Linked DNA regions of Homo sapiens: region 1 is linked to region 2. A link is a loop called in an ENCODE intact Hi-C map of the cell type or tissue named here. Cell type or tissue: natural killer cell. All regions are shown on one strand. Each heading gives the region's core, and the rest is flanking DNA. Links, peaks and the distances in the headings are about the cores only. Region 1 overlaps PUS10 (pseudouridine synthase 10). Region 2 has its middle 62 kb from the start of PAPOLG.

The links. Hi-C counts contacts between places; a loop is a spot of excess contacts. Peaks named below come from ENCODE experiments on the same cell type or tissue, not always from the same donor. Only the 100,000 strongest peaks of a DNase experiment are listed, where the experiment ranks them.
Region 1: it touches region 2 in a loop (6-fold over the local background); 2 of 110 quality-filtered maps call a loop at or near these places.

What each region holds. Positions count from the first base shown.
Region 1 is chr2:60,952,134-60,956,527 of GRCh38, reverse strand. It overlaps PUS10 (pseudouridine synthase 10), which reads left to right. Exons shown (of 18, transcript NM_144709.4): 12 at 1,454-1,510; 13 at 2,370-2,446; 14 at 2,540-2,595; 15 at 3,414-3,531. Among named protein-coding and RNA genes, the nearest start is that of PEX13, 63 kb to the left of the region's middle. In natural killer cell, for the core only: no CTCF peak of the experiment used is centred there; a DNase peak (open chromatin) is centred at 2,277; H3K27ac peaks cover 1,855 bases.
Region 2 is chr2:60,816,529-60,820,922 of GRCh38, reverse strand. No RefSeq gene overlaps it. Among named protein-coding and RNA genes, the nearest start is that of PAPOLG, 62 kb to the right of the region's middle. RefSeq lists a silencer at 1,218-1,267. In natural killer cell, for the core only: a CTCF peak has its summit at 2,318 (motif pointing left); DNase peaks (open chromatin) are centred at 1,202 and 2,362; H3K27ac peaks cover 2,231 bases.

The DNA.
Region 1 (4,394 bases), core at 102-4,101, 140 kb before region 2:
GCTCCTTCAGTAACTAGTAGACTTATTTCTTTGAGGCCTGTTCATTCCCTTCACCCCTGCCAGTCACAGGTTCTTGTTCAGTCACTGTGGACACCCTGTTTTCCTGACGGGGCTGACCGGGAGACAGGGGTGGGCAGCTGTAAGACAAATCCTAGCCCCAAGGAGTCTGCATCTTCAGCTTCCCAGATGCCCTTTTTGAATTCACCATTGAACTATGGCCATCCATCTGTTGTTAGCACTACAGGTTGAGTCTGTTGACTCTGATTAGAAGATACCGATATTGCTATGGATTTATTAGTAACTTCACACTGGAGTGTAAACACAGAAGGGAGAGTTTTTTGGGACTTAGTGGTTCACAGACTCCTACATCCTGCCTGGCCTAGTTCTATATCTAAAAAAGTTGTTGTGTAAGCCCCTTACATTTTTTTTTTTTTTAATTTTCTCCTTCCAATATTTGCAGCTTTTAGTCCGTGACGATCAACTTATCGCAGAGCATACGCTGGTTCTGTCATGGTCCCAGCTTTGGTTTCATGACATGTATAATCATATATAATGAATTTGCTTCTTAGAGTCAAACCTTTTTTTCCCTCCTTTTCCTTTCATGGTGTTTAATTCTTAAATAATGACTGTTTTTGCTTTGTTCTAAGGAAAGAAAGAAAGATTATAGAGTTTTCACCATACGCTTATGGCCAGAGGGGTGGTGGGCTCTTCTTCCAAACAGGACTCTGCCTTGGCGTTCCCATGGGATGGTAGTTAAGGTTGGATTTTAACGTCAGAAACACCTAGCTCTGCCATTTACTTGTGTGACCTTGGGAACATTACCTAACTTTTCTGAAGCTTGGTGTTCTTTTATTTTATACCTACTTTATAAGGTTATAATAAGGATTAAATAGTACATGGTCCAGGTGCAGTGGCTCACACCTATAATCCCGGTGCTTTGGTAGGCCAAAGCAGGAGAATAGCTTGAATTCAGGAGTTAAAGACCAGTCTGGGCAACAAAGCAAGACCTCATCTCTACAAAAATTTAAAAATTAGCCAGGTGTGCTGGTGTGCACTTGTGATCCCAGCTACTTGGGAGGCTGAGACAAGAGGATTGATTGGGCCCAGGAGTTTGAGGCTGCAGTGGGCCATGATCACGCTGCTGCACTCCAGCCTGGGTGACAGAGTAAGATCTCATTTCTAAAAATAAATAAATAAATAAATAAAATTTAAATTATATATATAACATTTTTAGTCCAATGCCTGGCATATAATAAGTTCTCAATAAATGGTGTTTACTATTAGCATTACTATTTTTAGTAGAGATTGACATTAGAGGTGGGATGATGACTCTCCCTGGGGATTCTCCTATAGATTGTTCAAGACCTTCAGTTGGGTTTCTAGCAAAGGTTGGGAATGAATATCTTAGAGCTATGATGTCTCTAATTTTTTTTTCTTTATCTGCTTTTCAAAGGTTTTAATTTTTCATCCTCTGGAAGAGAAGATGTAGATGTGAGAACATTAGGAAATGGTAAGACTGCAACAGCATCACCTGATTAGAACTAACTTTCTGATTATCATCCTTTCTAGACAGCAGGCTTAGCATAGTCACTCAGTGAAAAACAAAGTGAGCAAGGCCCAGAGCTTCTCCAAGGGAGGAAGCTTTGTGGATTATGGAGGCCCCTTTATGAATTATATGAAATACACCTTAACAGGAATCATTTCTTCAGAGGCCATCCTGATTGCATACCTATAGGTTATAAGGGACTTGCATGTGCATTAACAAAGAGGTGCTTGATTTTTTTTCCAAAAGTTTGATTATTAATTTTTTCATTTAATAACATTTCAGAAGGACCAGTACAGTTTTCAGAATGTACATCTTCATTTAAAAAGTGATTCTGCTGTCTTAACCTTCATGTCTCTCATTTTACCCTATTGCATTACCAGAAAGATGATGACATTTAATCCTGAACTGTTTGAGGCTTATAGTTCCTTCCTCTCATGGAACCAAAGCTTTTCCATTTCACTAGTGGATCAGGCTAGAAGGATGGATTTCAACAGGGCATTGCTGCATGTGACAACTTTACATTAGTGTAACTAAGTTAATTAGTGGTTATTTAAACTGTGTTTTGTAATTAACACAGGCTTGTTCATGGGCCTTTGGGGAAGCAGTCATTTTCACATATTGCCTGTGCTGGGGTTTAGCAGCCCTGCAAAAAGCCCCTTGATTCTTCTCACACATTCTTCCCTCCCTCAGATGTAGTCATGTCACTAAACTTTCAGTCCTCTAGAGCTCAACCCACTTTTCACACCTCCTAACCCTCTTGCATTAGCCCAAATGTTAACTCCATCAACACGTTTCTGTTTCATGACGGGGTGTGTGCTGCCAGGAAGGCCCTTTGCAATTGAGCTGGTGAATCCTCATAGAGTACATTTCACTTCACAAGAAATTAAGGAACTTCAGCAGGTAAACCACTTCATGCCATGGAAATCGTCATGTTTCTGCAATTCTGTAACTGAGCTAGACTTGCTAATTGTTTTTCTTTTTCTGCTACTACAGAAAATTAATAACTCATCTAACAAAATCCAAGTACGTGACTTGCAGCTTGTCACAAGGTAAGAGTAGGCTCATTGGAGATGATTTCAAAAGGGACGTTTTAGTTGCAGGTCACATATCTTGATAAGGGAATTGCATCCAGAATATATAAAGAACTCTTAACAACACAACTACAAATGGGGAAATGATTAAGTAGACATTTCTCCAAGGAGGATATAGGAATAGCCAATTAACATATGAAAAAATGCTCAACATAATTAGTCATTGGGGAAATGCAAATCTTAACCACTTCTAGATATTATATATACAAGAGAAATGAAAACAAACATCCACACAAAGACTTGTACATGAATATTTATAATAGCATTATTCACAATAGCAAAGAAGTGGAAAACTACCCAAGTGTCTATGAATAAACAAAATGTGATATATCCATACAATGGAATATTATTTGGTAATGAAAAGGAATGAAGTCCTGACACATGCTGCAAGCTGGGTGAGCCTTGAAAACATTATGAAATGAAAGGAGCCAGTCACCAAGCACCACGTACTGTATGATTTCATTATGTGAAATGTTCAGAATAGGTAAATCTATAGAGATACAAAGTCAGTTAATGGTTGTCTAGGGCTGGGGGAGAATAATAATGAGAAGTGACACTAATGGGTACAAAGTTTCTTTTTCAGGGTGATGAAAGTATTCTAAAACTAGATTGTGGTAATAGCTGCACAACTCTGAAAACATACTAAAAATCATTGAATTGTACAGTTAAAACTGGGAAATTATATGTAAACTGTTTTTAAAGAAAGGCTAATTCAGGGCAAGGTTTTTTTGTATTTTGTTTATTTGGACAAACTTCTAAAAATTGTTTTTGTTTAGAGAGGCAATAGGACATATGAAAGAAGGTGAAGAAGAAAAGACAAAGACCTACAGTGCCTTAATTTGGACAAATAAAGCGATACAGAAGAAAGACATTGAATTCCTAAATGACATAAAGGTAGTTTAAGTGTGCTTATTCTTTTTATTTCATTTTTCTGTTGCCTATCAAAGATCCCATTGTCTTCTAATTTATTACTAGCAAGTCACAGGGCATGGGCTTTGGGGTCAGCAAGACCTGGGTTCCAAGCCTGGTTCTGCCACTGACTAGCTGAAGGACTGGGCAGTTCATCTAACCCCCTGGAGCGGCAGCGTGGCCAGTGGGGAAGACCCCCACTCTGAAGACAGTTTGCCTGGGTGCAAATGCTGGATCTGCATTTCTGAGCTGTGTGACTTTGGACAAGTTACTTAACCTCTTTCTGCTTCAATTTCTTCATCTATAAAATTAGTTAAAATAATTAAATGAGTTTAATTAGATAAAGCACTTAGAACAGTACCTGGCACATAGGAAACACTTGGCAATGCTATTATTATCTTTGGTCATTTGTCAAAAATAAATATAAAATAGCACTTATCTAATAGAACTGATGCTGAGATTAAATACATGAATAAAACACATGACAATATATGTAAAGCACATGCATTTTGCCACATGTGACATTTTCCTATACCTGAGCATGTCATGGTAGAGTGCCTGTTCATGTGCATACTTCTTGCCATCTGCCCCCACCTCTTCTTATAAAAATAGTTTACTTTCTTTTTTTCTTTTTTTTTTTTTTTTTTGAGACAGAGTCTTGCTCTTGTCGCCCAGGCTGGAGTGCAATGGCACAATCTCAGCTCACTGCAACCTCCGCCTCCTGGGTTCAAGCGATTCTCCTGCCTCAGCCTCCTGGGTAGCGGAGATTATAGGCGCCCACCACCACACCTGGTTAATTTTTGTATTTTTAGTAGAGATGGGGTTTTGCCATGTTGGCCTGGCTGGTC
Region 2 (4,394 bases), core at 186-4,185:
CTATAAAAAATACAAAAATTAGCCAGAAGTGGTGGTACATACCTGTAGCCCTAGCTACTAGGAAAGCTGAGGTGGGAGGATCACTTGAGCCTGGGAGGTTGAGGCTGCAGAGAGCCAGGATCGTGATGTGGACAGGAGACAAGGAAGTACTGGGTAGAACAGGGTGGTTCCCCGGCAAAGACCTCACCCTCAAGCCTGAAGACCTGTGGCCCTAAACGAGGACAGGCATTCCTGTTTTCACGCCCCAAAAGTTGCCTTTTGGCCTGCCATGGCCCCTATCCTGTACCATCCTGTACCCATATAAACACCAAACCCCAGGCTCCAGAAGCAGACAAGCAGGTGAAAAGATGAGAAGACAAGCAGATGCAGGGTGGAATGGAGGGCGCGGCAGAGAAAGACAGAAGAGGAGAAACATCTGAACGCCGAGAGGAGTTGGGCTGTTGGTGGTGGGAGAGGAGTTCAGCTCTGGACGGCCCGGCTCCAGGGGAAGACTGTCTTCCCACTCCATCCCCTGCTTCTGTCTCTCTATCCATCCCCGCTGAGAGCCACCTCCACTACTCAGTGAAATTCTCACATTTATCCTTCAAGTTCGTGTGTGACTGGTTTTTCTGGGATGCTGGACAAGAGCTTAGGATACAGAAAGCTGTCACATTGGCCCTCTGCCCTTGCGGAAAGGCAGAGGGTCCACGGAGCTGGTTAACACTTGAGCCGTCCATGGACCGCAAGGCTAAAGGGGCACATTGTAACACACGCCCACTTGGGCCCCTGCACCTGTCCATCTGCGTGCTCCCCCTCCCTTAAGGGCTTTGAGCAACGGTGGCGGTGGCGACCCAACAGGTGAGCCACACCCCTGTTGTGCATCCTGCGGGGGGATCAGGGAACTCTACCATTTCGGTCATGCCACTGCACTCCAGCCTGGGTGACAGAACGACACCCTGTCTCCAAAATAAATAAATAAAACAAAAACTAAAACTAAAACTCCCAAATCGCTAAATTCTTGTGTGCATGTCGGGTAGGGTAGGGGCTTGTAGGGACAAGGACACAATGGCGCCCTGAAAGGACAGGTAAGTAACCACAGTCTAGATAGATCCTGCTCTAGTCGGCACAGGGACCACCTGACATAGAAGAGGAAAAGTTTCTTGGGTTCACACCTTTCGTTGAGGGAGGAAGTGATGAATGTCTCCGTAGGCCCTGCTGGGCGTCACTGAAGATCAGATCCGGCGTGGAGGAAGCTCGGGAACCACAACACAGCCGCCACACTCGAGGCTTACTCGGCACCTCTCACCCATTGTTCTCCTTTAACTCATGCATGATGTTTCCGCCCTCAGCAGGTCTTCCCTTGTGAGCGAATGGAAAGAAAGTAAAAAATCTGGAAAGAATGAATGCACCAAAGAGAGAGCAAAAACCATGAATCAAGCCAGAGGGAGACACACTCAGCCCACAGACACCAGGAAGGAAGGGAGGCTTTGAGAGAAGGCTTGCAGCTCTCCTTCACCCCTGTTCTCTGTAAGCCAGGTGTCTGGTGGGCCGCTCACTGCATCTGAGGGGTATGTGGCCAGCTGTGAGAAGGACCACAGGGGCAGTGCACCCCACCAGGCCAGGCACTGCCTTCAGCCCTGGATGATACATACCGGCAGTGTAGGACGGTGGTGGAACCCACTCATAACCAGTGTGGCCTGAGCAGGTTACAGACCCATCCATTCTTTAGCTTTCTGTGCTTTGGTCTCCTCATCTGCAGAACAGGGCTGGGAATAATGGTCTCTTCCTCACTGTGGTGTTACGAGGATTCAATTGGTGAATATATGTTAAGTACTCAGAACAGATCTTGGGACATAGTCTCGCTATGTGGGCACTGGCTTTCTTTTTTTTTTTTTTGAGACAGGGTCTCGCTCTGTTGCTCAGGCTGGAGTACAGTGGCAAGATCATGGCTCACTGCAGCCTTGAACTCCTGGGCTCAAGGGATCCTCCCCACTCAGCTTCCCAAATAGCTAGGACCATGGGTGTGCTACTATCCTTGGCTAATTTTAAATATATATTTTGTAGAGATGGGGTCTTGCTACATCGCCCAGCCTGGTCTTGAATTCCTGGCCTCAAGTGATTCTCCCACCTTGGCCTCCCAAAGCATTGGAATTACAGATGTGAGCCACCACACCCCACCAAGGACTGGCTTTTATTATTACAAAAAACAAGTGATACCGGCCCTCAAGTTGCTCCCACACTAGGGAGGGTACCACCTTTCCATTTCTTATTCAACTGAAAAGGCTGACAGGAAAGAATGACTTTAATAATACTTTTGCCTGTTCTTATCTAGACTTCAGGCAGGGATACTGCTGCCCCCTTGGGGTTGTCATTTCTTGACTGACTCACTTTCCCCTTCTTTCCCCCTCAGCAGCCAGGCTCCCAAAGGGGATGATCACTGACTTTGGGGTGGGGGTGGGATATGTAGCCAAGAGGAAATGTTGATCGAACCCCTGATGACTCATGAGTCACTCTACGTTGGACTCCACAGGGTGAGGTCACAGTACAGACAGGGAGCCCAAGCTCAGGGTCTGAAATGGAGCTTGGCCAAGAAATGGAGCTGTTTTCACACAAGGGATGCTTCAGAGCCGTGGCGGTAACTGTGGACCCTGCACATCACATTCTCTTCCTTCCCATGTTAGTTTGTTAAGAGGGATATGATGAGCTGGGGTCACGAAAACACAGGTACGATTGATTCCTCTGCTTGTTGGTGTGGCTTTCAGGGGCCCAGCTTATTTGTTCTGTGTCCACCTACCCATAGATCCTTCAACCTCCTTGGGAAGCCATCGAATGAATTATTCTGAGCATCACGGGTTGCATTATCCAGGAAACAGTTTCCACGACGGCAGTTTGTGCACAGAAAGTTTATTGGGGAATGCTGTCAAGATTAACACCTGTGTGGGGAGAGCAGGAAGCCAGATGAATAGAGGAAGAAGCTGAACTTTAATGCTGTGGAAACAATGGCTTCCACCAATGCCACAAGGAGCTCTGGAGCAAGGATGGCCCTTTGAAATTGGAGCATAGGGCAGGTTGCTACCCTTGTATTGACCATGGGATACAGCCCCTGCTCTAGAAAGTAGTAATGGCCTTGAGTGAGGCAGCTTCTCCTCAGCCCAGGGCAAACCCTGGAAAAGATGCAGCTGCAAGCTCCAGCTGCCAACACTCCTGGGAGCTGGCATTATCAACACCTCTACTGCAGCCCAGCATCCACCACACTGGGCATAGGCTTTAGACCTTTCTTACTTTTACCAAGTGTGTTTGTTTGTTTGTTTGTTTGTTTTGACAGTCTCACTCTGTTTCCCAGGCTGGAGTGCAGTGGTGTGATCTAGGCTCGCCGCAACCTCTGCCTCCAGGTTCAAGTGATTCTCCTGCCTCAGCCTCCAGAGTAGCTGGGATTACAGACATGAACCACCACGCCCGGCTAATTTTTTGCATTTTTAGTCAAGACAGGTTTCACCATGTTGGCCAGGCTGGTCTCAAACTCCTGACCTCAGGTGACCCGCCCATCTTGGCCTCCCAAAGTGCTGGGATTACAGGTGTGAACCACCGCACCCAGCCACTGCCACGAGTTTAAATCGTTTGCATTCTCTACGATCTTTAAGTATGATAGTTAGGGACACAGGTTTTGAAGTCTGACAGACTTGTGTTCACATCCCATTCCTGCCATTCATTTGACAATATTTATGGAGTATCTCTCTATTTCAGGTGCTGTTCAAGGCACTGAGGGTACAGCAGGGAATAAAAGAGGTAAAAGCCCTGCCTCTGGGGCTGATGTTCCATGAGTGACAGGAGGACACAGATGATTAAAAGAGAAACATGGAATACATGATGATTAGTGCCATGTGATAATATATACTTATTACACTTAAAAAATTAAGTGGGGCATGTGGGGGCGGGGCCAGGGGGGAGGAGGGAACTCAGGAAAGGCTTCCCTGAGAGGTGTGGCCATGGAGAGATCAGGGAAGCTGGATTGGGGGTTGGGGGAAACTGTGCAAAGACCCTGGGAAGAAGGTGTGCTGGGGGTGTACAAGGCACGCAAGGAGGAAGAGAAAATGGGTAGAGAACAGGGTTTCAGAAGTAGATAAAATCAGAGAGGTTTATATGAAATATCCAGAATGGGCAAATCTATAGGCACAGAAAGCAAGTTGCTTAGGGCTACAGGAGTAGGCACAATGGGGAGAGGTGACTTTGGGGTGCAAGTTTCTTCTTGAAATAATGAAAATAACCTGAAAGGCACTGAGATGACAACAGCTGCACAGCTCTGTGAATATATGGAAAGTTATACAATGGTTTTTTCAATGTACGCTTTAAATGAGTGAACTGTGTGGTGTGTGAATTGTATCTTAATAAAGCTATTTATTGTGTGTGGGTTTTTT